Regions from separate parts of the Homo sapiens genome. Here region 2 is linked to region 1. Evidence: chromatin loops called from intact Hi-C (ENCODE). Cell type or tissue: Caco-2. All regions are shown on one strand. Links, peaks and the distances in the headings refer to the core of each region. The heading gives the core; the rest is flanking DNA. Region 1 holds the start of MEP1A (meprin A subunit alpha). Region 2 overlaps ADGRF5 (adhesion G protein-coupled receptor F5).

Region 1 (4,401 bases), core at 216-4,215:
TTGGGAATCAAGGCTCTAGGGCCTTTACTTTATGTTGAAGGAGAAGTCATTAGATGGTTGGAGCAGAGAAATGACATGATCTGAAGGATATTAAAAGGAGAGCTCTATGTTGTGCAGAATAGTCTTTAGGGAGCAAAGGCAGAAAGGGAAGCACAGTTATGAGGCCTGTCAAAGGACCAGCCCAGACATGAGGTGGCTGACCAAGGTAGGGGCAGTAAAAGTGCTGAAAAGTCTCAACTGTAGTATGATTTGAAAGTAGATCTAGGCCAGGCGTGGTGGCTCATGCCTGTAATCTCAGCACTTTGGGAGGCTAAGGTGGGCGGATCACAAGGTCTTGAGTTCAAGACCAGCCTAGCCAACATAGAGAAACCCCATCTCTACTAAAAATAGAAAAACTAGCCTGGCATGGTGGTGGGCACCTATAATCCCAGCTACTCGGGAGGCTGAGGCAGGAGACTCGCTTGAACCCAGGAGGCGGAGGTTGCAGTGAGCCGAGATGGCACCACTGCACTCGAGCCTGGGTGACATAGCAACACTCCATCTCAGGAGAAAAGAAAAGAAAAGAGAAAAAAGAAAAGTAGATCGAGTAGATCGAATAACATTTGCTGACAGATTGTGTGTCAGGTGTGAGAGAAAAGCAAGAGTTAGGGGCAACTCTAACATTCTGAGCCGAAAATCTAGAAGGAGTGAGTCACATTTACTGAAATGAAAAGGACTGAGAGGAGCAGGTCTTGGGATGGAGGATAAGAAACGTTTACTCAGCCTTGTGAGGCAAAAAGAAGATGGTAAAAAGGTGGCAATTTTCTCTATATGATTTTCCCAATTTATGGTGTTAGAATCTGGCCATATGGCTAACCCAATCAATCCTGGTGGTTTGGTTGAAATGGCCTAAAAAGAAGATTTACATGGTAATGAGATTTCTCCACTGGGGTCAAGGATCAGAGGTGGTGGTGGGCCTAAAGAGTACAAAATGGCAAAGAGGTAAATAATTAATTTTTATTAGATAAATAATGATGAGATTAGAAAAACTCTAATTCTAATCCCATTTCTGTTGTAAAATACAGCAGATTCTCTGAACTGTTTACACAATGGCTAACTCTAAAGAGAGATATTTTAGTGCCTGGCTCTGAAGTCTTGGGACCCATTTATGCATTCACCCATTTACCTTCCTAAACTATTTCTGCTCTGCCTATGCAGCCATTCTCCAGCTATTCCAATTAAATATCAACTAACTGGCTTCTCTGTGAGTGAGACAAAGCCAGAAAAATTGACCCTTAGTTATTGGTATGTTAGTTTTGTAGCCTTCAGATAGCACTGAGCTATTAAGGTATGGGCTACAAGATCTGGAAGTAAGCCCCATCACTGCTACCTATGATCTTGAGCAAGTCACTCTACCCATGAGAAGCCACCTGTCGCTTCCCAAAAAAATGAAAACAGCACTTACTCCACGACAAGACTGGACAAATAAATATGCAATTGCATATAAAAGCTTTTGTAAACTGAAGGTACTTATTATCATGAATAGCTCTGCTTCCACAAATCCTGACCTAAGACACTGGGAATGCAGAGGCTTCTCTCTCATTTCAGAAGCAGGACAACAGAGAGAAAACAGAGATGATGACTCAGCTTCTCTCTCCTCTCAGTAATGGATGAGACTGATGAATTTCTTCAAGAAATATATTTGTAAATGAGATGTCTAAGTGGAGATTGCTTTACACTCACCCCTAAGTCTCAACCGAGGAGTTGTTAGTGAATATGATGGGCCAGTGGAGGGGTTGGGTTTTGTTTCCCCACTAAATATAACCAGAGGCTTATTCTTATATTTTTCTTTAACAATCGGAATAATTATCTATTTGCTTTCCTTTTCCTCCAAATACAAATTGGAAAAATAAAATTTTTATAAAGAGAAACTTGTTACATATTTCTAGATCCATTGAGGACTTCCTAGCTCTCCTAGAAAGTCTGGTCTAACTATCTTCTCTTTCCGCATTTTTATCTTTCAGAAAATGCAATTTCTCACAAAGCACCAAAAAATATTTCTCCCCCAGAGAATCACAATACAGTATTAGGAAGGAAAGTGTTCAGTAATCCCACCACTGGGTTTCAAGTAATTTCAAGACTTTAATAACACAAAAATTGAACTCACCTAAATTGATTTCTGAAATATCCTTCTGTTCACCAAAATCTGCATCATGTACTGTTAAAAGTGAGAAAAAAAATTATTATTAGTCTTGCCGAAGGAAAAAAGTTCAAAAACACTCTCTGTGCATTTGAACTAATTCTTACCATTTTCTTCAGGAAGATACTTAATCTGAAAAAAATAAATATACAGAAAATGGATAATGTATACTAGAATTAATATTTCTAAATATCCAAAAAGCAGGACTCGACTTACCGGTACAGCTGCTATGTGGGCAAAAAGCAAGGTAAAAAAGAGAATGCAAGTGGATCTAATCCAAGCCATTGCTGCAAGTGAGCTGATTTTAGCACACACCTTGTCATAAATACCGTTTAGACTTTACCCTGACGGTCGTATTAGAAACTTTGACCCTTCCATATGTACCGTAGTGCCAATAAAGGTTGTCAAAGATAACATCATTGACTCTTTCGAGGACAAACACTAAGTTTACCTTAAATGCTTAAGCTCCAAAGACTGGGGAAAAGTTTGAAAAATTAATACGGAAATGAGCATATAAGAACTAATAACATTCCTATAGGGCAGCCATAGCCATTCATATCATAAAACAGGATAGACGATCCCCTTAACAATAAAAATAAAAATAATTTATAAAATTATTATTATTTAATTCTAATAAAATATAAATTCAAATTTTATGGAAATGTTATAAAGCAATTATTGAAGGACATAAAAATACCTGACTCTCTCTCTATATGTACATATGTATGAAATATTAATAGATTGTTTTAATATTAATCTATAAATTCATTGTCATTCTAGTAAAAAATCTAACAGGGTTTTCAGTGGAACTTGCCAAGCTGACAAATGGTTCAATTCGCATGAAAGAGTAAACATTGAAGAATAGATAAGAAAATTCTGAAAAGGCTGAATAAAGAGAAAAGAATTGCCTCAAAAGAATATCAGGAGCTTTGGTAAAGTTACAGTAATTAGAGTGTAATAGTTCCAAAAATAAAGATAAAATGAATCTATAGACTGGAATAGGTAATATCCAAATAGATGCAAGCATATGCAGGGCTTTTATGTATAAGAGGAACCAAAAAGGCAAGAGGGAAACTTGGGTCTCTTTCATAATAATGTGGGAATAATTGCATTTCCATATGAGGAAATACATTAAATGTACACCTGATACCATTGACAAAAATAAATTCTAGATAGATTAAAAATTTAAATATGAAAATATAAACTTCAAAAAAGAAAATATAGGAACATATTTTTAACCTTTAGGTCAAGAAAGATTGCTTAAACATGAAAAAAACATAGAAATTACAGAGGAAAAGAATAATACATTTGACTGTATCAAAATTTAAACTTCTTTATGACAAAAACATAACATGATTAAAAGACAAGCCACAGGTGAGAGATGATATGTATACTGCATATAATTGAATAAGAATAAGTATTCAGGATATGTAAAGAATTTCTACAAATCAATAAAAAGAACAGGAGATTATCTAAGGAAAAAATGAACAAAAAATATGAGTAGCAAATTCACAAAAGACCCAGATGGCCAATAAATATGTAAAAAGATTTTTAGCCTCGTAAGTAATCAGAAAAATTATAGGTTCAAATAGCAGTAAAATACCACCTCAAGCTAAGATTGGCATAAATTAAGAAGACTGACAATATCAAGTGTCAACAAGAAGGTAAGAAAATAGGAAATCTAGTAGGACATCAATTTGATGCTATCTAATGAAGTTGAAATGTGCACAGTTCATAAGATAGAAACTTCACTTCTAGGTCTATATGCTAAAGGAACTCACACATATGTGCACAAAATTCCACATAGCATATTCATTGAAGTTTTTTTGTTATGGTAAAGAATGGGGAAAATGTGTTTATACTAAAAGAAAAGATAAATTATGGAATATATTCAGCCATGCACAGGTAAATGTTTAATAATCGGCTCTTTTAAAAAAAGTAAAAACAAACAAGCAAACAAACAAAACCAAGCCTTTATTTGTAGTGTTTGTTGATTGCCATGGTCAATTTCAAGCTACCAACACCATGTCACTGAATGCAGTGTTGGGAAGAGATGTACACAGTGGGCTCCATCTGCGCCAGCACAATACTAAATATATGCACACACCCACCTATTCTTGCCTGCACCAGATATAAGAATCTTTGGCATTAGAGCAATCTTCAAGGTCTAGAGCCTGCATCTCTCTACCTCAGACTTACTACTGGGCAGGTGGGCTAGTCCT
Region 2 (4,401 bases), core at 284-4,283, 100 kb before region 1:
GTGTGTGTGTGTGTGTGTATACTGTTGTCCTTCCCTTGGTATCCATGGGGGATTGGTTCCAGGAACCCCTCAGATACCAAAATGTGCATATGCTGAAGTCCCTGATATTAAATTGTGTCAATTTGCATATAACCTATGTACATCCTTGAATATGTTTTAGATTATCTCTAGATTATTTATAATACCTAGTACAATGTAAATGCTATGTAAATAGTTGTTGTACTGTACTTTTTAAGTCATAGTGACATGAAAAAAAGGCTGTACATGTTCGGTATAGACAAAATTTTTAAAAATATTTTCCATCTGAGATTGGTTGAATCCATGGATGCAGAACCCCACAGATACAGAGGGCTGACTGTATTATATTACATATATATATATATGTATCACATATATATGTATCACATATGTATGTCACATTTACACACACACACACATATATCTCACACATATTACTTTATAGGGTTGTTAGGAAGATTAAATAAGGTTATGTTAATATTACTTTTAAAATGTTAATTGGATTATCTGGTGTTTATTTTTCTTTTAATAGTTTTTTAAAGAAATTTAAACAAAGAAAATCGATTTATTTATAAAATAGTGTTGCGTTTGAAAGGGCCTGATCTACCTCCAGTCCAGAGAAGGTATTCTGTACCACTTGAAGGCAGGGGCACAGATGCTGTGATATAGGAGTTAGCATTTTAGGAAAACTCTTTCAAAATTCTCTCAGGAAAAAGAAGCCTGCATGAAACCTAGAGGCGAGAAAAAGCATGGAGCTGCCTGTTAGGACAATGAGTGGCTGTAAGGGAGCAGAGAGAAATAAGAATGGGGGAAAGATCCCGAGTCATGTCACGATTCCATCAGGAAGTAGATTCTGGATCAGCTGAGCGGCTGCCACAGAGAGGTGACTGATGAACTCACTTAAGTGAAAAGTATCCCCATGGTTATGGCTAAATAAATTACACGAAGAAATTAGTGCCTGGGAGACCAGCCAGGAGGCTCGGCAGTCTAGACATGCGACTCTGCCATGGAGTAAGATAGGAAAGAAGCAGAGGAAATGCTCGCCAAAGACATTTTGAAAAACACAGCAAAAGGTCTTGGACAGATGTGACTTGGGGATGAAGGACAGCAATAATCCCTGTGACTCTTCAGGAGTGCACAAACCTAGGAGATGGTGCTTTGGGGAGGTCACAGGTAGAGACCAGAGTTGGAAGGAGAAGCTTGTTTTGGAGGTTTGCAGACAAACTCCAAATTTAGTCTTATGGGGACTCTTCATGGGGGAATGAAAGTGGATGTTTCTTATTGGTTAGAAGTAACACAAATATCAACTGGCCAAGTTCTCCACTCCAGCTTTCTGACAGAAGGGGCGTGTCTTGGAGCCTGGTGCTGAAGAGCCCCAGTTGATTATTCTCCGGCTTTAAAGGAATAACTGAGGAGAGGCAAAACAGCAAGAGAGGGGCATTCAGGATGTCCAAACCCTGCACTGGATGCGCTCACATTTTCACATCTATTTAGTCAGAGTAAGGTTCCTCCCAGATTGGGTCTCTGGCTGCTAGCACGGAAATCCTGCCCTTTCTGCAGGCCTAGCAACCTGGGTGTGCTGGCCCTTTTAGATCTGGGTCTAGGAAATGCCGTGCACTTCCCAGGTTGAGGAACAGACTTTTGGGTTTTCATGATTGCAGCCTTTCTGATGATGACATGTAGCCCTGAGTGCTCTGAGCCGGCAGTGATGGTGGTGGAGTGAGATAGAAGACCTGGTGCTTTCAGGCTGGTGTGTGGAGTTGGTTTTAAGCTTGACATTTAATGTTGGGAGTGTTTTGCTTTTTTAAAATTTTTCTGATTAATGTTTTTCTTTTTTGTTTGTTTTTTTAACTATACCAAAGGTGAAGCCTGATAGGAATAATGTTAGCGTTTCTTTTTTTTTGAGACAGAGTCTCACTGTGTCACTCAGGCTGGAGTGCAGTGGTGCGATCTCGGCTCACTGCAACCTCCGCCTCCCAGGTTCAAGCAATTCTCCTGCCTCAGCCTCCCAAGTAGCTGGAATTACAGGTGCATGCCACCACACCCAGCTAATTTTTTGTATTTTTAGTAGAAACAGGTTTCACTGTGTTGGCCAGGATGGTCTCCATCTCCTGACCTCATGATCTGCCCGCCTTGGCTTCCTAAAGTGCTGGTATTACAGGCGTAAGCCTCCACACCAGGCCCTTAATGTTAGCATTTCTTGACCTATCAGCACACATCTGCATAAAATATAATCATTATATTTATGATAATCAGAATTACTATTTTACTGGCAACTATATGCCAGACACTTTGTTAGGGGTTTTCATGTAGGATTCCAGCTCTTTAACAATAATCCTGCAGAGAAAATACTACCTTTCATTTACAGATAAGCAAAGTATGGCTCACAGAGTTAAATGACCTGCCCAGGTCAGAAGACATTCCTTCCCCATTCTCTCTGGCTCCAAAGTCCATGCTTATAGCTATGAGTTATAGTTTTCAACATGTGTTCCTGGTTGGCTCATGAAGTCTCATTTCATGGCTCTTGGAACAGCTTTGTAGTGTAAGGAAGACTGGTATATCTGCCTTCATCTTACTAGGTAAGATGGGGCTAACTTTGATGATTTGGGTATATGGCTATCTAGTGGAATGAATTCTCTTCCCTAGACTTCACAGTCTGGTGTTTGATGACACAGTGCTGCCCACTTTCTCCTCCATCTACACCTGCCAGGTAGCCCATAGCCTTGGGTTCTGATGATTTTCTTCTTTGTGAACAAATCTTTCTGAAACCTGAAGAGAGAATGAGATCCCTTCACTGCATCTGCAGAGCAATCACACAGTAGTAGACAGACAATGCTGCCAAATTGCCACCTTCTAGAATATGTCAAGAAACAAGCCAAATGGTAGGTATCTTTTGATATTTACTTGCTAAGACCAACAGGGAGAAACAGGAGAGCCAAACCATCAATGGTAAAATTGCATTGGCCTCTTTAGTCAAGAGGAAGCCAAACCAACCAATCTCTTTTCTCCTGGGTGAAGTTAGCAGGGAAGAAGTTAATTTACCCATCTACTTAAGCTCTGGCTCTGACAAACCATAGTTCCCATTAGTGTTTCCAGGCAAAAGTAGAATTGTTTGCTTAAACAGCTGTGATTAAGACCTAAATATCTTGGTTGCAGTTTGTGGCCAACTTTCCAGAAATGTCCCTGTAAGATAAGTGCTGTGTGGCTGGCAGTGATTTATGGGAAAGGAGAGGGGAAATCCTGGTTGTCTTGTGCCTCCTGGGCCTGCTGATAGGCCTCTGTCTGTGACACTGATGACACCTGGAATTGGCTACCTTCCACATAGGGCATCAGCGAGCCAGAAAAATCTAGATAAACAATGCCAGGGGCAAAGAAAACACATTAAACTATCAGGATTCAGACATCCTGAGGAGCAGAAGAGGATGAGAGTGCATCCAAAACACACACACAGAAGTTGAGGAACTGTCCTCATGCCTCCTGGTCCCTGGTAGTCTGGAGAAGGACAAGGAATGTTACTTTACAGGCTCTGAAGTCCTCAGGTTGAGCGGGACAGGTGGGTTTGGCATTTCTAAGCCTAAACTCTGGGCCTTCTGAGGGAATGAGGTGAGAGAGCCTCTGACCCCACCGCTATGTGGGTCACGCTGATCGCTGAGCATCTAAGCTGCTCCTTAGGTGCTGATCCTGTCACCTCGGTGCATTACAGGGGAAAAAGTCTCAGCCACAGCCTCTATGTTCTGTTTGCCTATAGGACCATGATACTGTTCCAGGCTTCAGAGGAGAAGAAATGACCCAATTTCAAGTGCGTACTGGGGGATTGAGGGCATCTTCTTGCTATTCCTCAAGCAAGCCAAGAGGGTTGCTATCTCAGGGTTTTAACACCTGTTTACTATTCCTAGAGTGACATTATCCAGAGAGCTTCCTGGTTCATCCCTTACTTCATCTGAGTCTCTGCTCAAAGTTTACTGCTTGAGAAAGGTCTTTTGTAACCATTCTACAAAAAAAAAAAAAAAAAAAAAAAAAATCCCTGTTGTCCCCATCACTCTTGCCTTCCTTTATTAAATTAAAATGTAAACTTATCTTTTGCCTCCAGTATAATGATGAAAGATCCTCAAAGACAGGGCTTTGCTCCTTTTATTCACCCTGTGTCTCCAGCTCCTAGTGCAGTGCCTAGAAAACAGGCATTCAATAAATAGTAAAATTACAGGTAAATCATTAAATCAAGGAACAAACAGATGAGCGGAGCAACGCTTAATATCAAAATACATGAGTGTCAATGACAATGGGTCACAATGCATTTTTCCTGAATGTGAACTTTTTCTTTTCTTTTTCTGAGATGGGGTCTATCTCTGTCTCCCAGGCTGGAGTGCAGTGGCGCAATCTCGG

Evidence for each region. Peaks named below come from ENCODE experiments on the same cell type or tissue, not always from the same donor. Only the 100,000 strongest peaks of a DNase experiment are listed, where the experiment ranks them.
Region 2: it touches region 1 in a loop (16-fold over the local background); 1 of 110 quality-filtered maps calls a loop at or near these places.

The regions. Positions count from the first base shown.
Region 1 is chr6:46,791,462-46,795,862 of GRCh38, reverse strand. MEP1A (meprin A subunit alpha) reads right to left here and starts at 2,474. Exons shown (of 14, transcript NM_005588.3): 1 at 2,396-2,474; 2 at 2,287-2,311; 3 at 2,147-2,197. The coding sequence starts at 2,464. In Caco-2, for the core only: no CTCF peak of the experiment used is centred there; no DNase peak of the experiment used is centred there; H3K4me3 peaks cover 1,462 bases.
Region 2 is chr6:46,892,697-46,897,097 of GRCh38, reverse strand. All of the region lies in intron 3 of ADGRF5 (adhesion G protein-coupled receptor F5), which reads left to right. Among named protein-coding and RNA genes, the nearest start is that of ADGRF5-AS1, 8.6 kb to the left of the region's middle. In Caco-2, for the core only: no CTCF peak of the experiment used is centred there; no DNase peak of the experiment used is centred there.